3 separate regions of the Mus musculus genome follow, and regions 2 and 3 are each linked to region 1. A link is a loop called in an ENCODE intact Hi-C map of the cell type or tissue named here. Cell type or tissue: heart. All regions are shown on one strand.

Region 1 (8,000 bases):
ATGATGACTGGGCCATCTCCTTTAGTTCCAGCAGTACTTGTTCCTACGTGCCTGAATTTCACGTGAAGCAAACAACAAGGGCCTGAGGGGCAGAGGGCAAGACTTTGCGGCCCTGCTACGGGTCACACAGAAGAAACACACGGCTGCCCTTTATCTCTAAAATGGGGGTGATCCAGAGCATGTTCTCTCAGGGGATTAAGTGGCTAACAGTAATGACACTCAATGGCCGGAGCAAATGTGCTCTAAGTGATTGTTTGACGAGTTAGCCAATTGACTGTCCTGCAGTCCATTCTGTCTTCTCCTTCCTCTGCAGATAAACACCAGTGTGGACTCCCCAGCTGATAATTGCCGAGGATTCCAGCGTTTTACAAAAGGGGGGGGGGGAGAGAAAGAGATGTCTTATCAGCCTCAAATCCAAAGCGCCGCTGCAGCCTCATCACGTCTCGGCTCTGTTAGAGACAGCCAAATAGCCGAGAATGGCCCCACTTAAAAGCCTTTCCACACACCGCCTCCTTGGCCTCTGGAATCTGTTATCTCGGGAGGGAGAAAGTTAAAACAAATGAATTGGGGCAGCTGGAAAAAGATGGCTCAGGCCTTTTCTTCCTCCACACAGGCACAGGCGGGTTGGAAAGCCGAGTCTCCTATCAGGGCCACCAGAGGGAGGGAATGGAATAGCCACTTTGACCACAGTAAAGGTGGTGTTTCTATGACTGGCATGCTGTTTCAGTTTGCCATAACTCTAGACAAGGGTGCTGGGCTTCAGCTGTGTACAAAGAGGAAAATGGCCCACACTCAACCACCTGTTCTTCCTCCTGAGGAGTCCATGTGAGGTTTGGTCAGAGCACTCCCACAGAGCCAGCAGCTTGCTCGGTGGGGATCAGCTGGGGCACTGAGGAACTGCTCTGTTTGTCTTGAAGGTGATCACAGAGTGGGGACCCCATGGTTCTGTTCCTCTTTGAAGTCATTCATTCCCTTGCCCCGGCAGAGCACCACGGAGCTCTTGTGAGTCCCTTGGGCCTGGTAGGACTGCTTATCAGACAGGTGTCCTGAACTCTCCCGGGGCAGCCCAGTGGGCCGATTTTTAGAAAGTTGTGTTGCCACAAAGAGAATGTCAACCTGTTCGAATTCTTCTGGAGGGTGCATGAATGGAGACAGGGCAGCCAGTTGGCTGGAGGCCATTCTGAGCACAAAGGCGGGGACCAGCTGTGCCAGGTGTGTTTAAAGTTTGTCTTCCCTTTGCTGCCCCCCCATATTTCATGATGGACACTATTGTGGGAAGGCACATTCAGTCCGCTGTGTATTTCTGTCAGAAAGGCTAGAAAGAAAAAGGGGAGGTGCTGGGCGGGAGGCGGCTTTTGTGCTGAGGTAAATAGTCTATTGCTCAGACTCTTTCTTCTCTTCGTGTTCATGGGGCCAGGAGGGTAGACATTTACTGACTCTCCTACGTTCCTTCCTCTCCATAAAAGTCTGAGTCCTAGCTCAGTAGGATTTCCCACCCCACCCCACCCCTACCCCCGCCTCCCTTGGCTGCCCAACCTATAGCAACAACTCAGTGAGTCCTTTAGTTCTCTGAAAGCACAGAGCTATGTGTCAGGCTCTTGACCACAAGGCAGTCTCCATATACATTGCTCTAAAGCAGTAGGTACCCAGGAGAAGATACATCGAAGGGTTCCTTCTACCTTAAATTACAACAGAAGCTGGGAGGAAAGGGTAGGAATCCACTCAATTACAGCAAATCAGGGTTTCACGAGGCATTAGACTAAGAAAATTATTTTTCATGGCTAAATTAGCAACAGCTATTAGGTCAAATATCAGCACGGCTACGATTTTAGAGATGAAGCATTAAAACCATTTTGCCCTCAGATAATTTAGGAGGAATTCATTCACAAAGAAAGCAGTGGGCTCTCACATTCAGCTTCCTATCTGGGGCAAAGAACAGGTGTCTGGGGTGACCAGTTACTACCCATTAAAGACCTGAGGTTCAATATAGGCAAGGTACAAGTGTGGGCCAACCGTTCTTCATGGCTGCCCTGTACAACGCTCAGGGGTGGTGCAGGTGGCTGAGCTGAGAGTGGCATGGGCCTCTGTGCATAAAGCCCATGGAATAAATAAAAAAAAACATATCTCCAGAGGGACCCAGGACCACCTATGGGCCAACAGTGGCTTCAGACCTCCTCACACACAAACATACACACATCTAAAATAGGAATGCAGGCACCGCCGTGGCCTCATACAGGGCCTCTTCCCTCAGAAACGTGTGGTAGAGATTCTCAAAGTCAAGCTGGATCCATTGGTCCCATACTGGGCTCACAGGTAACGCAGGGAGATTTGTTGCTTTGTCCTGGGGGTGGGCAGTGTTTGTGTGTGTGTCCCAAGCATGCCTGCCACCCTGTCTTATACTCCTAATCGACAAATGACCACACTAAGAGCCACATTTTGTTAAAGACTGCCTGCAGAAATATCCCGTGGGTGTACCCAAGCTCGTATGCAGCTGTTAGCTAGGAAGACAGCCCTTCAGAACACCGCGGCTCTTCTGTGATATTTGGAGGTGATCGTTGACGTTCAAACGGGAGAAGGCATGGCTCTCTCTTTGCACCAGAAGTTCCAATACACTTCTTTGTTGTTGTTTTTTGTTTGTTTGTTTTTTGTTTCAAGAAAGGGTTTCTCTATGTAGCCCTGGCTGTCCTGGAACTCACTCTGTAGACCAGGCTAGCCTCGAACTCAGAAATCCACCTGCCTCTGCCTCCCAAGTGCTGGGATTAAAGGCGTGAGCCACTTCTTTTGGATCTCTAGCGGAAGTGCCCGATACAACCCTTCCATCCAAACCCTGAGAGGCTCTATACGAAGAAAAGAAAGGGAAAGGTCTGGGCAGAACCTCTGCTCAACGGCAAGAAATCCCAAACCATGCAGGCAATGTTAGAGGCACCCCACCAAGAGGGCTTAGCCATCAGAGGAGAAGCCTTGTCTATCCCAGAAGCGCTCTTACACATCAGATCTGTGCCCAACAAGGATGGCGAGAGGAAGCCAAGAGAGGAATCAGGATGTCCAGCTCAACTGTCAGTAATCTTTTCTACAGAGGCAGGGATCTGGATATCGCATTTCTGAGAGTGCTCCATAGGGCTGTTGCCGTGATCTGGTCAGATGAACGGACGAGGAAACCCAGAATGTGCCTGAGGGGTCATCAGGAGACAGGTATTGGTCCCCAGGCCCTGTGACCTTGGGCCAAATAGGAAACCAACCCAGTCTTAAAGGATCTTTGGATACGCAGCTCCTCCCATCGCGTCAGCACCAGCAGCGGCCAACAGGTGGCAGGAGAGCTTCGGGAAGCACTCACCTGAGGGCCATGCTGGTCCCCTCACTACAGCCGGAAGAAACCAAGGTCTGGCTTTCTCGGGTCTGGCTTTCTCGCAGAGCTTGAGAAGGACTGGAAGCCACCGGGGGCTGGAACAGCCTGGGAGAGATGCAGAGAGCCACTTTGGAGTCAGGGCCTTCGCTCTAGTCCCACCAGGCACCAGCAGCGCACAGCCTCCTCGGCTGGGTACCACGGATGGAGAGCAGGATAACACCCGCCTCATCCCAGCTGCGCCCACCCAGCCAACCCCCTAGTGCTCCGGTCCAACAGAGCGAGCATCTGGCTTGCCCTCCCTGGGTCGAGGGTTTTAAATTATTTATAAAGATCCAGAGTCAGAATGGAGGTGGCTGGAGGTGAGAGAAGCTGAAAATATGGGGTCCGGACCGTCATCAGGCACCCCCCTTCTTGACTGCCTGCTACAATTACTGACATACAATTACGGTTTTTGTTTTTTAATCTGAATGGCAACTGTGGACTTTTCCCCGCGTTTTAAAAATAACTAACATTTCCTACCACCAAATTCCAGAGCTGACAGAGGGAACCCCTCGGCATGGCCGCAGGGCTTTATGATGTATCGCCCCACGCGTTAGACAGCAAAAGGAACCCATCAGCTTTAATTTGTTCTGCTCTGGTCAGAATTGAGGTCTCTAGAAGCCCGTCCATATACTTTCCAATTTTAAGTTTGAGAACGCTAAACTAATGATGTGAAACTAATGTGGTGTAACTCCAAGTGCCCTCTCTGCCAGTAGGAAATAATTTCTGCAGAGCTTCTAAAAACCAAACCAAACCAAACAAATAAATCAAATGGTTTTACAATGTGGAAAAGCCGGGAGAGCCGACTAAGTTGAAGTCCTGTTTAGGGGGAGGCCGGAGGGCTTGAGCAGCATGGAGCCAGCGACTCAGTCCCTCGCAGGAGGCTGCTGGGCTCTGGGTGTCTGCAGCTGGGAGCAGTCCTTGCTCAAACTCTGGCCCAGCACGCCTCGAGAAAGCAATCTGGGTCACAAATTCAACATGACAGTTTTAACAAATACGATTTCAGCTTTTATATTTGGATTTAGGAAGGGGATGATGGCCTTACCCGGAATCACTATTAAATAGTAAGCTTATAACATGTTTGCTGACGGCGATATAGACCCTGCTTCTAATTAACTTTAAAGCATGCTGCCGATCCTGCTTATGCCGACAAGGAAAACAAAGCTGGCTGCTGAGCAGACTCAGGCGAGAGGCAAACGTACAGAACTTGTACGAAATGGACAGGGTTTTGTTTTTTGTTTTTTGTTGTTTTTTTTTCCTACCTGAACCTGCCAGAAGAGCCTTTAAAAATTCAAGCTACTTTTTAAAGATTTACAAGATTTTTTTTCTCCCTCTACCAATTAGCATATCAATTTTTTTTTAGTATTTTAAAATAGGCTGAAAGTGGCAGCTTCAGCTTTAAGACTACAAACTTTTTTTAATGAATTTGCTTTATTATGAAATCGCAGCGTTTGTTAATGAAAGGGAATTGGTTGCATCTGTCTATTTACAGGTTGATTTTTTAAAAAATATCTACTAGTCATTTAGCCAATGTAGAAAGCAAATAAATATTTCTCCCATGTCAGTTTTTTTAATTTCCTCAGAAACAGCATCTCTTTATTATCTGTGACAGACTGAAATGAAAATCATTGTTTAAACATCGCAGGTTTTTATATTTGCTAGAATGTTTGGAGTACAAAGCTGGCACGGTTTTGTTGTACACACATATAGTCTGACTTGACTATCTCATACTTAGGGCTTGCTAACATAGATCACTCTGAAAAAGACAAACAGGCTACCATAAAAGAGAAGAAATAAATAATGCCTAAGAATGCCTTTGGTTCCAGCGAGTGGCAAGTTACTATTATCCTAGTATTTGAAAACATTCATTTTGGAATTAACCAAGACTCTAATAATATAACTGCCCGACCCCATATGTCCAATGTGGGGTTAGGGAAAGAGTTCACACAACACTGAGTTTGGTTTTAGTCAAGAAATTAAGGTTATCTGAGTAAGTCAGCCCTGGTAACTGGGGTCAGATCTCGTTCTACTTACTGGCCCAGCAGAAGGCAGGCTTCCCAGGGAACTTTTCGAGTGTATGTGCCTCTGCATTTCTCAGAGAGCAGAGGTACAAAGGAGAAGCCTTCTAGGCTGTTGTTTAAAAATGATTACAGCTAATACCTGACCACGGCTGATTTTCCTGTCCTTCCCCACTTTAACATCGGAAGCATGTGATCCGCCCTCCAGATGCCCATTATTAATTGCACGCCCTTTGATGTCCAAACGTGGATGGAATCTACAAAGGCATTAACGTAAGAAAATATGCCTCCTAAAAAAAATTCCCAAGCCACTGCCTGTGATCTGTGTGAGCCTCTGTTCATTTGCTCTCCTCCAGCGGCACTGAGAACATGCTCAGATGCCAAACAGTTTGCCAGCGGATCTAGTAAAATGTAAGGAGGAAGAGGAAGGAGGAGGAGGAGGAGGAGGAGGAGGAGGAGGAGGAGAAGAAGAAGAAGAAGAAGAAGAAGAAGAAGAAGAAGAAGAAGAAGAAGAAGAAGAAGAAGAAGAATTATTATTTTAAGACTTGTCTAAATCTCTGCAGGCTATGATGGCACATTTGCTCATTTAAGAAGAATCTATGTAATTAAAAATAGCAAATATTTAAACTTTTATAACTTTGGAAATATACATCTGCAGAACTATAAAAAAAAATAGACACAAAGTAGCTACTAAAGGTTAAGCCGTTCCAATGGACAAGTGAAAAGAGCCCTTTACAAATATCCACACTTCGCTGATGTTTTTTTCTCCCTAGAGACAACTTCAATTTTTAAAAGTTTATTATGAGGGAAAATTGCTAGCTACACGCAAATTTCTTTTCTTCAGGCAGAAGACAAATAGACATGTTGCTATATAACCTGGCTTCTTGTGTGCAATTTCAAAACAAATAGAGTTTTGTTTTTACAAACCATTTATTTGGGGGGATTGATTTGAAGAAAAATTTTCCTCTGCAAAGAAAAATGTATAAAAAGCTACATGTTCAAGATGACTTGACCCACTGCCTATCATAACATCTTTACACACCTCAAGGATTTAGCATAGTGAAAGAAAGCAAGCACAGAGGGCGTGAGGGTGAGCCCAGCACCGCTTGCATGGATGGCTGCTTTCCTATGCGAAGCTCAGGGATACAACCATCCAAGAATTATTTGTTTATCATGAGTAAAAAAAAAAAACCTTTTGAGCCACTCACACTGAATTCTTGCACATTTGTGGGCTAGATCTTTTTAACCTCCAGAATGAAACATGTTAGCAAAGTTTGTATTTTTCAAATATTAGATTTTCTGTCCTTGTCTGGGATTCTTTCAAAGCACAGGCATGAATGAGCAGACTTTCTCAACACAGAGGTGCTGTGAGTCAGCCAAAATTAAGAACTTATAAGGAAAAAAATTTTCTTCCAAAAAATAAAGCTGAAAAAAGTATATATATATATATATATATATATATATATATATATATATATATATATACACATACACACACATACACAAACACACACACACACAGAGTCTTCAACTTTGTTAAATCAGGGCGTCAACACATCTCACCGGGGAGAACTGGCCGGGCAGCTCACTATCTACAAAGCTGACTAGTTAAAAGGTAAAAGCAAATGCTGTTTAAATCATTCTGATCTAAAGAAGAATTGGAAAATTAAACATTTACAGGCAGGACTCTTGGAATCTCTGCTCCTGTACTCTTTGTGGGGTACACAGTCAACAATGCAATTGTTCAAAGATTCCCTCCGCCAGTAACATCATGGCTTCTACGTGTGCAAGCACCACAGATAGAATGATGCATTAGCCCCATATATAAACTCTTGGGTTCCCAGTAAATCTAAACATGTACGAAATTAAAACCGGAGCGAGGAGAAAGCCCCGTGTTACTCCTTTCAAAATACTAATTTAATAACTCTCCAAGAAATAGAGTGTTTTAGGAAAGGCAGCCCAGATGTCAGCATATAAAATCAGGCTATAAAGTGCCCTTCAAATATATTTCAATCATTTTTAAATATTTACATTTAATAAGGACAAGTTTTTATGGCAAGAGAGAGGTAATTACACTTATCATTCATGGAAAAATGTAGTTTTAATGGCTTGTATATTGATTTGCAGAGGTGAAATAGTACCCTAAAATATGTCATTGTCTTCCCCGCCTCCCCCCCTTCTGTTTGGCAATTTGGTGCTTTCGCAAAATCAAAATATGTAATGTTAGCCGTGTGGCTGGTAAGCAGACACTGCTGATGGGGCATACACACAGTGAGCCCTTCTTCTCCAGGCCTCCTGTTCCAACAAACTGAAACTCCAAGAATCGGTGCTTCGGGGAATAATTGTAAGAATCTTATCAGACGTTTATAGCCTTTCCTAATGAGGCTCTTGATTTCTCAGACATCAATCCCAAGGACTGGTGTCACCGTGATCGGGATCTGGAACCTACCGAAACTCCCCCCTCCTGCTCGCTCTATACAAAAGCCTATCTTATCAGAAGGAGCCTAGTGCAGGCAGACCACAGCTTCTGAAAAGTCACCAGGGGTCAGACTTCAGACCAGAAGTCAGGCAGAATCAGGTTTGGCCACTGTGAGCCA
Region 2 (8,000 bases), 130 kb after region 1:
CCCCCCCGAGTTTGTCCTCAATTTTCTGTGGATAACAACATCTGTGGCGAAAACACTCCTCAAGCCAGGCAGGAAAGTGGGAAATGATAGACCCGGCTTGACCTTCACCTGACAGGACGCAAGGAAACTCTGGCCAGACCTAGACTAAACCGAAATCAGACAAGTCCCTCAAGTGCCAGGTGGGAAACTGAGACCCGGGAGAAAGTCCCTAGACCAGTGGGACTCGAGGCATCTCAGGGGACCCACAGCTGAGCCCCTCCCTATGCATGCAGTCCTGGGCAACCTCCCCGGCCCCGGCTTTGGCGGTGAGCTGTACCGACGTCTCCTGCGCGTGGAGAAAGGCCCCGGCCCCACGCCCGTGGGACTCCGCGCCGCCCCCTCCCCTTGGGTCCAGGCGAGCGCCTCGCTTCTCCCCACCCCCCCCATTCCCGCCTCCCCGGCCGGTGTCCCCGCCTTCCCCACGGGCGACGGGCGACGGGCGGCGGCGGGAGGAGCGGGTTGAACGGAGGCAGCCCCGACCTTGCGTGCTAGGATGTAACGAACCGAACCGGCGGAGACCCACACTGCGCGCAGAGCAGAGCCAGTGGCCACCTGAGCGGGAGTCTGCGGCGGGCGAGCCCGGAGCCGACTAGCCTCAGACACAGAGCTGCCTCCATACGGTAAGAGACGCCAGGCTGGGGCGAGGGGTCTCCACAGTCTTAAGCAGGGAAGAGGCCAAGATCATCGAGGCAGCAGGAGATACTGGTTCCTGCGGGCCGGGTGGATCGTGCCATCACCGGATTGCTAACTCACCTACGGGTGGGCCCACTCTGTGCCTCGGCCCCACACTCCCAGAGGGCTACGGTGTCCAGGGCACAGGCTCAGGCACAGCAAAGGCGCAGCCCTGGAAGCCCCTGGCAGTGCTTCCCGAGGGCCTGCGGGAGACAGTGGCCCGTGAGCGGACTGGCAGCTGCCGCATCCAGGAATGGGGCCCCACCGCAAATGGAAACGCTGGCCCCTGGGAATGGCTAAGGACTTGGGACATAGCTTCGCGTCACAAGGGTATTTTTCCCAAACGAAACTGCTTCATTCGTTAGTTAGTTCGTTAGGGTAGCAATGCCGCCAAAAAGTAGTAGGGACCGGTCAAAGTCCCGACTTCTTCGCTCTGGACCACGATGTCCAGCTGTCACCTTCAGAAATGTCCCAGCCTATGGTGGCCTGCTCCCTGCTGCATGGTTCGGGCTTTTACTTCCCCTAAGAGAAAACCCAAATACACCTCGTAAAGTCCAATAAAATTGCTCCCGAAGCCTCTCCTGGGTTTGGTTGTTGATACAGAATCTCTGAGCACACAACGGTTTCTCTAGAACCGGGTCTTCAATTTCTAAAATTGTCCAGTTTCCCACACTGAGGCTGAATAACGCTGAAGCAAAGCCTGGGTCGGTGGGGGGGGGGGGGTGTCGAGGTTCACCTCTGATCGCTGTAGGGAAAATCTCAAGCTAAAATTCTGGGTCCCAAGATTATTTTCTAATCTAGGAATTCAACAAAATCTAATATATATATCCCAAATTTATGAGAAATGAAGATTTAGATATTATCTTAGCATCTCTGCAACTGGAGAAATCCCTAGGTTATTGTCCACTTGTGAATGATGGAGGACTAAGGGACTGGCCAGGTCTAGGGTAAAGACATAAACTACCTGTAGCGGGGCACCCTGGGAGAAGACTCCCAGTTCCTGCCCATTCCCTTGTGGTTTTGGGCCTTGGTGCCTCCACCAGAGAGAAAAAGTAGGGTCTGAGGACGCTGTGGAAACACACAGGCAATTGATAACTTTCAGGTTTCCAGCACCCTTCTCCCAAGAAAGCAGCCCTGGGAGAGTGAAAAATAAAAGCGGGTCCTCCTCTGCTCCAGAGCAGAGTGACAAACGCTACCATTTTCTTAGCCGCCCTATATTCCCTTAGCTCAGCCACTCTTCTGGAATCAGAAAACATGGTGGCAGACTTGGGTGAAAAACAGCATGGAGAGTCACAGATCATATCAGCCATGGAGAGAGACAAGCCCTATACATCCATTGTAGCTGGTGGCTGATGTCCTATCCAGCAGTCAGTATTCCCATACAACCCCGTCCCTCAAAGAAACCTCAATAGGCTGCAACCTTCTGGGAAACTGATAAAATCCTCCAAGTTTGATCCAATTTCTACCTGGGCACTAGGTGTCTATAATTGCTTGAAAAAAATAAAAACCAAGAGCTTTTATTGGGGAGGGGGTATTAGATGGGGCAGAAAGAGGTAGGTGGTCCCCGATACACTCCAAAAACTGGGTTTTCTAGTTTGAACTACTCTACAGCCTAAGAGGCTTAGGGTTGGAATGTCCCGGGGAATCACGGATGGCCCTGGGGGCAAGCCATAGCACATTCCTTCCTTTTTCCTAAAATCCCTTCATTCTCCAAGAGTACAGATTTTAGGGCAGCATACCCAGATAGGGACCTAAGGGTGGCCCCCATGAGAGTCCTCCACTCGGCCTTCTCAAGAATTAAATTACTAAACCATTCTTTTGCCAGATTCTATTTGACTAAGCCCAGATCAGCACAGGTCCTTGGGCTGTCTCTCCTCTAACTCCCACAACAATGCAGGCATCTCCAGATCACCGTCTCCCGGTTTCTTGAAGGACAGAGAAATATTTCGGACTCTGCACAGGTGGGAAGGGTAGTGGAATAGAACTCGACCTGCTTCAGTGAACCCCCTTTCTTCCACCCCTCCTGCCCCATCTGGAGACCAACTCTCACACTGAACAGGAGAACTGAGATTCACTTGAAGGTCAAACCTCAAACCTCCTCCAAGTCACGCATCAAAATGAAGGGGGCTGTGCATGAGCCTCTGCCCCAGAAAGATTGTAGCTTTCCTCCCGGTGTGTATCTGCATGTGCATACCGGAAGCCCCTGCTTAGAGTAGGACAGTGAGTGAGGAGGGGAGGGGGCTGTGGAAGAACAGAGAATTTATGCTAGTCTCATTCTTCAATATGCCCAGAGTCGGGGCACAGCCTCTTGTTGGTCCTCCCACGTCCACCCCACCCCCCACCCCCTTGATCACTATATGTGCTACTGAAAAGCACACTCCTCTGGCAGTCCCCATTAGCCTCAGTGCTTCTTTGGGGCTCAGGATCTATGAGGATAGTGGAAGGAGTATCTGAAAGGGTCTGAAGACCACTCCACCCACACAGCAAACCTTGATATCTCCAAATAAAAGGACTGCTGTGTCTAACCCAGAGCAGTGCTTAAGGCTTAGGCCCAGAAGGGCACACAGCAATAGCTTAATAACTGCACTGATACACTGCCAATGTATTAACACAATGGTGATGTGAACGACAGATGCTTCTCCACACAGTCCATGTAGGACCTAACTTCACCATTTCCCTGTCCCTGTCTGAGACACACTCCCAGGCGTTCCCACCTCGATCTGACTTGATGGACCTCCTATTTCATGCTATCCAATTGGACATTAAACAGCACATGTGTGTGTCCACCCGTACACAGCCTCCTGGGTCCGGACGTACAGGTGTGCACTGCCATCCTTGTATGATCCAGGCTGCTCTCTGACTGAGGGAGGTAGTGTAGCCCCGTGGACCAACCGAAGCACCTAGTGGGCTTCACTTGCAAGGAGAAATCAAGATACCCCAGGGCCTTAGTCAGCTCCCCGGAAAGCATCCTCCCTCCATCTTTGCCCAAATTCTGTCTCCCTCAATAGACCTGGCCCTAAGGAGCTGGGCACCTTGAAGCAAGGCCAAGGGAGTATGAGACAGTTCTGGCCCCACCCTGCATGTCTGCCCTTGCCCCCACAATTCTCACAAGGCACCCATCCAGGGCCCAGCTACTTCCCTCTGGTGGTAGAGAAGGTAGGAGAAGGACCAAAGGCAGAGCCTTGCAGTCCCCACCACTAACATACCTGTAGAGCCAACCCAAGAAATGACTACAGGAGAAGATGATGTCCTGGGCTCTGGACACTGGAGAACAGAGAAGTGCTTCTTTCCTAAGCCCTAGTCTACCCCATCAGTGGCTGGTTCAGGGGAGAGGTCTGCAGGTGAGGCCCAGAGACAGCCTAGGGGTCCTCCGTGGCTACAGAGGCAGGTCAGGGCCACCTCAGTTGTGACCTGTTTACTCAAGAAGCTGAAGTCCCTGGGCCAGTTAACAATTGTTGGATAAAATCCTTGGACAAACTTCATTGGAGCGTGAGGAGCTAAGGAGGGGACCACTCTTGTGAGCCTAGAGGGTAAAGTCTTTGCTTGGGGAGGGGGGAGCTCTGGAGCTACAGTTTCCTAGCAGTGTATCGGGAGAAAACCCAAAGGCTTCCTAAGCTCCCAGCCCAGGGTTGTGAGACATCAGTCACCTGGCCTACCAGGCCTCTGCTGAAGCCCTGAGAATTCAGAAAGTAGGCCCCACACTGGAGCAAAGTTACCCTAAAGGAGGGCAGAGGCTGGCAAGGCCTACCTGGTGGCTGCCAAAGACCTGATCATTGTAGGTGCAAAACAAAGGGGGATGTGGAAAGGCCACGGGCCTGGTGGGGCTCTTGGGGTCTCCAGTCCCACTCGCCATGGCCTAGAGCCAACAGAAACGTTTCGTCTGATTAGAAGCCGTCATCTCTACCCCAATTCCGGAAAATTGACTGCGGTGCAGAGAGGAAGGCCATGAGAGCAGCCTTAGGGGAGAGGGTCCAAACTAATTAGAAGACAGCATCCGGGGCCCATTAGAGCTCGCAGGCTGCTGTCACTCAGCCGGCCCCGAGTTCCTGGGAGAAGCGACTGAGGTAGGAGGGGCCCGTCTGCCCCTCGAGGACGACACCACCGCTGGGAGCTGCAGCAACCGGGAACCGGCCCCCCGGCTCTGCCACTGACTGCCCTGGCGCTGGCTCGGAGGCGCCGGCTCAGAGCGATCCTGCTCAGCGAACCTTCACTCATTCTAAGTTGTTCTCTCCCGTGGCTGGGGACTTGAGGTGGCCCAGACAGGAGTTGACTCTCAGCGAAACAAGTCACTTGGGGCCCCCAAGGTGTGCACCAGCCGCCCGGGGCTAGCTGGCCAGATGCGTTTCTTTTGTGCGGCCAAGGGAGAAATTCGTGTGTCACCGGGGAAGGAGGGAGAGGCGCGGTGAGGCCGCGGGAGAGGGGGGGAGGTGAGGCGGCGGGAAGGTGGCTGCGACGGGGAGGGCGCGGGCGAGGCCAGGAGGGAGGGAGGGAGAGAGGGAGGGAGGGAGGACGGCGGGGAGGGCGCGGCGCGGGCGGCTCGAGGCTGGATTCCGCCCGCGCCCGCTCCCTCGCTCGCTTGCTCACTCGCTCGCGCCCTCCCTCCTTCTCTCCCAGCCCCCTCCCACCGAGGCCCACCCCACCCACCACCCCTGGCGCAGGGACTGCTGGAACCTGGCTGCGCGCACTGTCGTTTTCAGACAGACTCTGCGGGCTCCGACCCGAGCCTTAGAAACCGGCCTCGAATCGGGACTGGGGCCCGGGCCGGCCGGGCAGCTGAGGCCGGAGCAGCAGGAGCGCGTGGCGGAGCCCCGAGCCCCGAACCCGGTCCCGCAGCCTGGAGAGGTCGATGGAGCTCGAACGGCGTCGCTGTGGGCGCGGGCAGCCCTGGGGGGCAGCCGCTTAGGCGCCACTCTCTTGTCCCCAACAGGTCGCAGCCTGGGCGGCCGGGAGCTCCCAGCCCCGGCCCCTGGAGCGCCCGTTGCGGTCCCCACCTCCATGGACGCCTTCAAGGGAGGCATGAGCCTGGAGAGGCTACCGGAGGGGCTGCGGCCACCGCCACCACCACCGCACGACATGGGGCCCAGCTTCCACCTGGCCCGCGCCGCCGACCCCCGGGAGCCGCTGGAGAACTCCGCCAGCGAATCGTCCGACGCTGATCTGCCAGGTAAACGCGGCTCCCCCAACCCGCGGCGGGCATCCAGCCTCCGCGCACACCGGGCGGCTTGGCACGCAGCCGGGTCCCCTCTGCGTCTCTGCAGCGAGGAGCTTTCTTTTTCCTCCCTGGTCTTAACCTGACGATGAACACGGAAATTTACACGCGCGTTCGCACGCACACGCGAAGTCACTTCCAAACAGTCCCCCACACGCCAAGCCCTGAGTGGGACTGGCAGCCCCTCTGGAGCAGGAGCAGATAGCACGCGGGAGAAAAAAGTTGAGTTTTCCCTAACTGGTTGCTGAGGAGTCGCTGGGGCTCAGGGCGAGAAGCAGATGTGCAGGGAGTAGAAGGGGTGGCCAGACAAAGTGCCCAAAGAGACACCTTGACAGATGGAGGAAAGAATCCTAAAAGAAGAGGTGGGGTCACAGAGCAGGCTAGAAGAGAGGGGTCCGTAAAGCCGAGCTCGAGCTCTGGGGACAGCGAGAGCCAGCCAGCTAGGAGGCGCGGCCTGACTCCCGGCAGAGCCGGCAGAACCCTGCTGCAGCGGGGATCCTGGCCCACGTGGACACCTCAGCCCAGAGCCACCAGGGGTCCAGCCAGGGTGGGTTCTCGACTCCACAAATCCCCCAGTTGTCTTTTAAAAAACAAAACAAAACAAAACAACCCCGATCTCTTGAGCTGGGCCCGAGATTGGGTGGCTTCGGCCATGTCCGTTTCCAGGCCTGTCCTGTCTTGGAGCGGCTGTGCACGGGAGGGGGGTCCCAACCCCAAATAGTCACAGATCTCCAGGCTGCCTGGGACAGCCATCCCGGGCCCTGGGCATCTCTTCCACGTTTATTTAATCGGTATTTGTTTCTGTTTTGCATCTCTAAGTGACTTTTTTCCAACCTCTGTTTGCTTGGTTAGAAAACAAAGCTCTGAGTGTACTTTTGTTTTTAGAAGTTTTAAGCGTGGTGTTTGCTTAAAAAAAAAAAACCTGTAGAGATTGATTTTCAAATCAAATCTACAGGGATAAATTAACAATTTTAACTGTATGCTTCCTTTGACACAATTCACTAGGAGTATTTCTCTGAAATTTAAAAGAACCTACATGCCACAAGTTACTTGGAGAGATTTTTTAAAAGTCAATTCAAAATGGCGCATTTCTTTGAGATTCCCCCCCCCCCCATCAAAATCCATTCGTAGCAGTTTTATTTTGTGAATTTAAATCATCTCGCTGTAATGTATTTATCTAGGGTTTGGAAAGTATCTCTCCCAGTGTTTGTGTGAGGGAATCTAAAATTTACCTGCAGTGATGCATAGATTCTTTTTCCCAGAGAAATGGCCATCTGACTGGAGTTTATACACATTTGGCTGTGTGTTTAGTTTAGGGGTGTGTTCACAGGAACGGTTTTGACTTCTTGATCTACATTTGCTCCGGTTCTGCCTCCCTGGCTCTGAGGGTTTGTGCACCTTTCTGTTTCTAGGGAGAGAGCTCTGAGCTTTTCTAGGGCTCCGTTTTGGTTTGTAGTTCCTTTGCGTTATGTTTGAATGCTATTGACTACTGTGTGCATCTTGAGTAGCTTTAAAGAGACAGAGAGGCCCGGGTCACTTAGACAGAATATGTCTGTCTAGGCTGCAAATGGAGGGTTTTCTAGACCTCAGAATCCGAGGCCGGTAAGGCTGGGATCCAAGCTAAGTTGCGGCTCTGACACAGCCCTGGCAAGAACAACATTCCAGGCGACTACATGGCTCTTACCCCACAGATATGCTAGCTTCAGCTGGAAAGTTTTGATGCCCGTTCAGGAAAGCTGAGGTGTCCGCTCAGATTTAGACCTTCAAGAGTCTCAGCAGGGCCGCAGCCAGCGAGCTGCAGAAGCAGGCCCTGCCTAGCTGGGAACCCAGGCCCAGATGTGGCTCCCGGGCTCTTTGCTGTGGCACGCCAGATCTAGGGGTGCTTACTGAGAACCGGCACCCGGCCCTTCCTTTCCAGCGGGGAAACAGTTCCCAGGGCCCCTGGATGGAGGGAGGGAAGCCACCGCTGACGGCAGGCGCTTCGGTGGAGCCGGGACCGGGCGCGATAGTGTTAGCCCGAGGTGACTCGCGCCCATTCCTACCTGCTGCAGACAAGGAGCGCGGTGGGGAAGCCAAGGGG
Region 3 (8,000 bases), 110 kb after region 1:
AATATTTTTATATTTATTACACGTTTAACGGGAGCTCCTAGAACCAACAGGGTGTAAATAATGAAAACTGGGGTAGTAAAGCGCCCAATAAACCTCGCACCAGCCCTTTGATGCTCCCTGTGAGCCCCGGCTTCTCCTTCCTCCCCAGACCCCATCCTTTGGCCCTGGAGGAAGCCCAGAGGCCAGGGACCCTCTGGAAGCCCAACAGTGGCTCCTGAAAATGAAAGCCACCCAACTGCTACCATCTGTGCCATCAACAATGAACATACTGCCCAAAAAAAAAAAAAAAAAAAGACCTACTGTGTGTTCAGCCAACACCGGAGCTCATGTGAGCAGAGCCAGAAGACTGTCACAAGAGCTTCCATGTCCCCCAGCCCTACAAATTCAGATGGTGTTCACGTCCCTAGGAGCTAGCACCAGCCCACAACTACACAGACATGTATTGCATAGTCGCATTACTAAGGATTCCACTGGGGAACCGCAGTTGTAGGAGGAAGCGTTCTCCATAAATGAGGAACTTGCTATAGAGCCCTGCTCAGTGTGCCTACATCTTGTACCCACAAGACTCTGGAGGCCCCATCTACACTTCATGGCTCAGGTTTCCTTTACATCATCCACAAAACCCCAAGGAAAACAGAACCTTAGACCTTATTCCAGGAAGAAACCTGGATTCAGAAAGAGAGGAGACCCCTTCAGAGGGCAGGCCTGTGCTTAGGAGAAAAGTCTCGCCCAAGCTGCTCCCTCAGCAGGAATCACCTCTTCGTGTGTAGATAGCAATGGTCTATGTCTGCCTGCCAGAGCCCCATGTGACCAGAATGTAATTCCTAACACGCCAGCTCTCTCTATTCCAGATCACACATAGGAGCGGAGATCAAACTTTCTCCTGAGTCCAGCCATCTGCTCCTTGTCTCTCATACCTGCCTATAAGGAAGAATCATTCCCCAGACCAACCGCAGACCACAGAGCATCCCCCACATAGACCTGCTCTTCACAGCTCCAGGTCCTTTCCCAGAACACCCTGAATTCACCTAACTTAGGCTCAAAGCATCAGGCACCTGGAGGTGGTCTCCATAGCACGTGCCTAGTGGACCCTGCTGTTGAGTGGACCCCTGCCTGTCACACATACAAGGAAGCTGACTTTCTGAACCTACAGGCATGGCTTCACACCTGTCCACAGTAAAGGCCCTCACCAGCCATGACCACCGTGGCAGCATCCCCATAGCCCTCACCCCAGCATCTATGCAGTCAGGGCTACACAGCTACCTTGACAAGTTCGCAAGACCACACAAGGTGCCTGTCCTTCCTCTCAGGCCCCTCAAGCAATGGGGGGAGCCACACACCATACAAGTAATAGCAGAGAGCAGAAATCCCATCCACCCAGCCAGGGAGGGCTGCAGTCAGCAAATGCAAGGATGAAGGGCCTGAACCCCGAGGCTCCTCAGAGGCAACTGACTGGAGTGGCTTCCCCTCTGGGGCTAGGACAGCTAGCAGCTCCTGCTTACAGCTGCTACAGCACCGGGAGATTCTTGTCTCTCATCCCCTGATAATTATAGTCCCTGCTGCTCAGCTAACACCCGTGTCATTGCAGGGTGTTGGAACAAGCAGAGTCTAAGCGAAGAAAATTCAACAATAGCATTTGACAAGTGGCCCATCCCCTGTGGCACCGCACTGAGCCAGGCCAAAGGGGACAGCGGCTAGGCTTCCTGGCTCACCCGGGATATGCGGTGATCTGAAAGCAGTCAGGAAGCCCGTGGTAAATAATGACAGTCCTTGAAGGATTCAGGAGTGGGAAGAGGAAGAGAACAAGGCCTTGGAAAGGTAGATACCAGAAACATGTCTCCTCTTGGTGAGGCTGGCCCGTGGCTTCTGCACAGCAAGAGACATCTCTTCCCAAGAATCACTTCTCCTGACAGCAAAGCACAGGCCCAGATTCAAGCACATCAAAGCTCTGTTAAGGGAGCCAGGGGTTCTCCAGCTGAGAAATGGAGTTCAACTTCTTTAGGAAAAGGGGTTCCTGCTCCCTGAGCCTCACACCACACACCGGGAAGGCAGCTACTCCCCTTAGAAAGAAGCTACTCCCCTTAGAAAGAAGCTACTCCCCTTAGAAAGAAGCTACTCCCCTTGGAAAGAAGCTATTCCCCTTGGAAAGAAGCTACTCCCCTTAGAAAGAAGCTACTCCCCTTGGAAAGAAGCTACTCCCCTTAGAAAGAAGCTACTCCCCTTAGAAAGAAGCTACTCCCCTTGGAAATAAGCTACTCCCCTTGGAAATAAGCTACTCCCCTTGGAAAGAAGGGCTCCACTCCTCCAGCTTCTCACACACATGGACAGGGCTCCAGTTCCTCTCCAACCTCTGAAGAAAGAAATAATGGAGGAACTATGCCAGGGATCTTCCCAAGCCCCATCTCTGCCTGACTCAGTTTCCCCACTGAGTACTACCTCCTTGGGAACTGCCACCCAAAGCAAAAGGTCAATGCCAAGCCCTTAATTGCAGGTGCCAAGGGGGGACTACCTCCTTGCCACAGAGTTCCCAGGGGGCATCAGCAGCAAGCACTAAACCTCCAATCCTTACTCCACCATCACTCCTCAGTCCCGTGACAATGAGCACACTGTAGTGGGTGCTTGCAGCACTGTGTAGCCAGTAGCAGGCCAGGGTTCTCTGGGACCAGTATGAATGCCTGTTCCTTACTGGCTGGCTCCTCACGATCTTTCTCCACAAGACCACATGTGGACATCCCCCTGAGGACCAACAGTTACCGCTGTACCCACTCAACAGTGGCTGTGTCCTCTCGCTTTATAAGGGTGGGAAGATGTAGGAACTGAGGGGCTCAGCAACTAGTCTGAAGTCACAACATACACCCAGGCCTGACCATCGCCCAAGTCTCAGGACATCTAAGGACAACCAGGGCTTGTGAAGGAGGGCAAGTTAGAGACCCTCTGGCAACAATATCTGCTCTGAGCTCAGGCCCTGCACCTTGCTGGCTCTCCTACTCCGAGCTGCAGATGTTGGGGAGGAGTCTCCAGCTTCCCCCAAATCCATCTGAAGAGAGATGCTGAGCAGACGTCAGCTTCCCAGTACCCGCTCTGAGATGAAACACATGTTTTCTGTGTCGCTTCCCCTCCCCCATATCCCCCCCGGGCTCTCCAAACATGCTGGAGATATTATTATTATTTATTATTTGCTGAGTGCTGACAGCAAACTGAACATCAGACCCAGGAGCCTAGGCCCTGCCAACACAGCTTGCAGTCAGCCAGCACGACATAGCTCCCTGGTGACTCGGATACAAATCCAGCTGCTGGAGCTGGCTGCTGGGGACTCTGCCTTTCAAGACCTTTCTTCCTACTCCCAGTCTCACCAGCCCATGACTCTTGGCCTCCTCCTGACCTGAGAGGTTGTCCTCAGCCCAGGATGCTTCGGTGTAGGAAGAGTGGAAGGCCTCTCTCAGGAGCGGGTTGGGCAGCTCTAGGGAATGCTCTCCGCTCGGGCTTGCAGGTGACTGGGCAGGTCCCGCTGTGTTACTGACTGCTCTTTTCCAGGGAAACCAACTTTCTCTCGCCTTGTTCCTCAGGAGAACACTAACACCCGGAGGAAGCTCCCAGATATGGAACACCCTCTAGGTCTATCCTGGGAAGTGACATGAGGCATGAAGATGCTGGGCAGCCAATCCCCCATCATCACATAAACACTATTACTATGCAAGATTATTTTTAAAAGTTGTAAAAGTTCACCCTCAAAAAAAAAAAATAACAAAATGTTAAAGACTAGAACAATGTTACCAATTTGTTGTTACATCTCAGGCTGCATAGGGTTGAACATGGCACCTCACAGGAGGCGACTTGAGCCAGGTCCCCCTGTCCCAGTCCTCTGTGCTGGAAGAGCCCCTATGCCACACCCCACCCCATATCAATAGCATAGGTCAACACCACCAGTCCCCTGCATGAAGACTTCCAGAAGACATCTCTGGCTGCCCTCTCAAGAAATAAGCACACCAAGGCCCTGTGGTATATAGAAGGAGCCAGCACCTCTGGGGACCTAGGCTGCCATGCTAGGGACACCAGTTTGTTGGTGAGGTGGTCGGAGCCACCTCTGTGCCCAGATATGTGCTCCGAGAAGCCGGGCGAGGTTAGTCTTCTCCCCTGTTAGAGCCCCAGGGATGAACATAGCAGCTTACACTTTTGAATGAATCGTTAGATGAGAGGACCAAGACTGAAAGGATAGCACTGCCTTCCATCTGCCTGCACACATACACGTACACAAGAGCAGCCCGAGCCCCTCCCAGGCCCGCAGCAGGCTGCCTACGGGACATTCCCCATTTGAGAGTGGTGCTCCCGACATCGGTGGGGACACTAGATCAGAAAGGTGAAGCCAAGAGGACTCCATTCACCCCCACTCTCCTTCAGACCCACAGTTCTGCCAATGCCCCAGCATGGCTGCGGAGACTCATGGAGTCTAAGCCGTAGCTTACTCTATTTACTGGTGTGTGAATCTCCACACAGACCACAAGTGAAGCCAAGGAGAACCTCTAAAGGTATTTGTACAAGTTAGCGGATCACGGGGGTTTATATCAAAAAGATCAAGTGACGGGCACAGCTAGGAAAGGTGTTGGCTGCGAGCCTGAGGACCCGAATCCTAGTCTCCCATGGTGGAAGGAGAGGGCTCATCACACAAGTCAACCTCAGACCTCCACCCATGCACTGTACGCACATACACGTATATACCCATACACACTAAGCATATCATTTTTAAGTCAATCGTATTGGTGTATACCTTTAATCCCAGCACTCAAGAGGCAGAGGCAGGTGGATCTCTGTGAGTTCAAGGCCAGCCTGGTCCACATAGTAATTTCCAGAACAGCCAGAGGTACAAAATGAGACTGTCTTGCAGGGGGAAAAAAGTATAGTTTTTAAAGAAAGCAAGTCTATACCCTAAGAACAGGCATCATGGCAGAAGATCCCTGTGAGCCGACAGCTGCAGAGCCCCTGGGGCCCCTCGGACTGCAGAAGATAGCTGTGTGCAAGGGTGAGAAGAAAGAGGCTCACGTGGCCTGGTCCAAGTTCCAAGGTGTCTGTCTGCCTGAACATCTCATTGCTCTATACAACAGTATGGCCCTACTTCCTACTGTGTCCTAGCCGCTATCAGCCCAGCTAGTGGCGCACATAGTAGGTGGTGCACACAGTAGGCACTCCTGCCCCTTCAGCCATCAACTGCAGCTGCTATTCCCAAGGAAGTTTGCCCTGCATCAGGGTGCTTCCGACAGCTGACAACTGGTTCTCTCTAGCCTCCATCTACAGGCGCGCGACTCCATCTTCAGGTGCCAATGAACGGCACCAAGGCCCAGGAGTTGCCACGGGGAGACACTCCAAGTCTGTGTAGCACACAGTGATTCACAGCCCAAGACATCCTTCCCCAGGCTACTGTGGATTTATCAGCACCACCATCTTCAATTAGGAGGCTTGTCACTCATCTCCAGCCATCAGAAGGAAGTGAGTGAAGAGATTAATGTCTTTTTAAAAACTGCTTTCATCCTTCGAAAGGGTCCCTCCCAGATGCCTTTTGCATTTCTAAGAAGAATGGCAGACACAGAGGCAGACGCAGAAGAGACTGGCTGCCTTGTGTTCCCCCTATTCTCCAAGCCCCTCAGCCAGCCTCTGTCCCCATTTCTCACCATGCCAGGCTGGGAATCCTTCCAACTGAGGCCATGGCAGGTTCAGGACCAGGGCTTTTCTAGAGAAAGGGCAACAGCCAAGCTTAGCAGCTCCACGGAGCCTCTCCAAGGCATTTGCCACGGCCAGTGCATCCCTCAAGAGTGTAACCAAGTCCTAACTCTTCAGGATATAACTCACTAAAAGGAGGGCCTATCGGGGGGGGGGGGGGGCTTCACTCACGACAGCTGGTGTCCTCATGAGAAAAGGGACATTTGGACACAGACGTAGATAACGTCAGGTAAAAATGAAGATAAACGGGCATGGTGGGTCTATAAGCCAAGGGATGCCAGGAGGTGCCAGGTATGCCTGGAATCCAGGGGGGAAATATGTCGGGTCCCTCAAGCCCAAAGGAAGGAGGTGACAGCTCATACTCTGGTTTTGAACTTCGCTTCCAGAACTATGAGTGGCCAGATCTCTGCTGCTTTAAGAACCCATTCACAGTAGTTTCCTGCAGAGGTTCAAGGCCAAGGAACACAGTGCCATGGCCAACCCAACCCTTCCTCTAGGGCAGCGGTTCTCAACCTTCTTGATGCTGCGACCCTGTAATTCAGTTCCTCATGTTGTGGTGAATGCCCCCCCAACCATAAAATTATTTCTATTGCTACTTTATAACTGATTTTGCTACTGCTATGAATCCTAATGTAAATATCTTTGGAGATAGAGGTTTACCACAGGGGTCGAGACCCACAGGATGAGAACCACAGGTCTAGGCTTCTCGTCTCTGACCCACACAGGAGAGTGGATGCTAAAGAAAAGCCCAGAAGATCCCTTCCAGGTACCTGCTTTTCCATCACCAGCCAGTTCCTCCTGCTAACACATTCAACATATATTTATCACTGAGCCCCGCTGTGACCTCCATTATAATATCCAGACCTGTTCTTCCTAGACTCAATGTTGTCTCTGTCACAAGTCAAAAGACTGGCTTCCTGATCTACCTCATATCAGACAATTAAGCCCTGGCAGAAGAAGGTAGGAAAGTGTATGAGGCTTCAGAAATGGTGCCACACCACCTCAGGGCTCAGGATGTCTGTAAGCAGAGGGAGGCGCCCCCTGGGGCCTGGGCCAGGCTTTTTCTGTTGAAAAAAGAAACTTTTTCTCTCAGTGCTCATGAGAGCTACATCGGCTGGGCAAACCATACTCCACTGGCACATAGTCCTCTGTATCTGCAGAACCCAGCAAGGAGCCAGCAAGGGGTGGGGCTCCACACATATATGGTTGCATTGTACCTGAGGAGAGGCAAGAAGGTGCTTCCTTCAGGAAAGCACTGTCCTCTGCCAACAGCCAGAGTACCCAGGGTTCCTTAGGAGCTGCCCTGACCTTCACCCCCTTCCCATGCACTCACTGACCCCACCACCTCCAGCAGATGCTATACACATTAAGAAGGAATCTAGAGAGTAACCTGAATAGCTTGCCTGCTCTCTGGCTACATGGGACTTAGCCGTTCCTGTGCCTCGGTTTCTCGACCTGTAAAGGAGAGGGGAGCTGTACCTGCTTTTGGAATATTGGGGTGTGGTCCAGCGGGTTAGTACATGGGAAACACTTGCACTGTGCCTGGTACGTGCTTGGTAAGTGTAAGCCCACATGGTTTGTCATCGTTTCCCTGTGTCCTTACAACTCTAGGGTCCTCCCATTTGCTTTGCCAGCATGAACAAATGGCTCTCTTCTGCATGGGGACACCCAACATCCATTTACAGAGAGAAATGCCTTGTGCCAGGAATGCAGAGCAAAGTTACCAAGGCCTAGTAGGAGAAGCAGACGCAGTACGCAGAGAGCACGAGACATGAGACATCGTCATTGGTAGAGAAAGACCTGGGAGAGCTCGCTGCTGAAGGCGTGTCAAACAAGACATTTAGGTTTTGAGGGATGAATAGGAGTTTACCAGGAGACTCTTTCCCAGTCTGTAGCTGATATTCCGTAAATAACTAGAGAGTAAGACAAAAGAGCAACATCCAAGCCTAAGGAAACAGAACACATAGTTTGGGGGGGGGGGGGTATAAGCAGAAAAGGAGAAAGGTAAACTAAAGCCAAACTCAGAAAGGTTCTGGATGCCGCACTCAGACAGGTTTTGAGGGGCAGGGGTTGGGGTGTGATAAATAAGATTTAGGGTTACAGGAGGCCTGTCTTGCTTCACCACCTAAAATCCATGCTTGCCATTTAGTCTTGAATTCTCTTCCCAGCAGAAATGATGCCCTCAAGTTCACAGCCCTGGAGACCCCACGTTTGTACCTATTCTGGTTAAGGCCATGGTGCCCACAGCTGCGTACTATCAGCAGAGGCCCTCAGCCAAGACCTTTGGG

The links. Hi-C counts contacts between places; a loop is a spot of excess contacts. Peaks named below come from ENCODE experiments on the same cell type or tissue, not always from the same donor. Only the 100,000 strongest peaks of a DNase experiment are listed, where the experiment ranks them.
Region 2: it touches region 1 in a loop (6-fold over the local background); 15 of 42 quality-filtered maps call a loop at or near these places.
Region 3: it touches region 1 in a loop (2.8-fold over the local background); 6 of 42 quality-filtered maps call a loop at or near these places.

Annotation. Positions count from the first base shown.
Region 1 is chr13:55,958,758-55,966,757 of GRCm38, reverse strand. No RefSeq gene overlaps it. Among named protein-coding and RNA genes, the nearest start is that of Gm31542, 53 kb to the right of the region's middle. In heart, a CTCF peak has its summit at 3,293 (motif pointing right); no DNase peak of the experiment used is centred here; H3K4me3 peaks cover 1,508 bases; H3K27ac peaks cover 820 bases; H3K27me3 peaks cover 4,341 bases.
Region 2 is chr13:55,828,647-55,836,646 of GRCm38, reverse strand. It overlaps Pitx1 (paired-like homeodomain transcription factor 1), which reads left to right and starts at 5,222. Exons shown (of 3, transcript NM_011097.2): 1 at 5,222-5,875; 2 at 7,972-8,000. The coding sequence starts at 5,707. In heart, no CTCF peak of the experiment used is centred here; no DNase peak of the experiment used is centred here; H3K4me3 peaks cover 3,374 bases; H3K27ac peaks cover 1,321 bases; H3K27me3 peaks cover 7,491 bases.
Region 3 is chr13:55,851,150-55,859,149 of GRCm38, reverse strand. No RefSeq gene overlaps it. Among named protein-coding and RNA genes, the nearest start is that of Pitx1, 24 kb to the right of the region's middle. In heart, no CTCF peak of the experiment used is centred here; a DNase peak (open chromatin) is centred at 3,249; H3K27ac peaks cover 857 bases; H3K27me3 peaks cover 3,887 bases.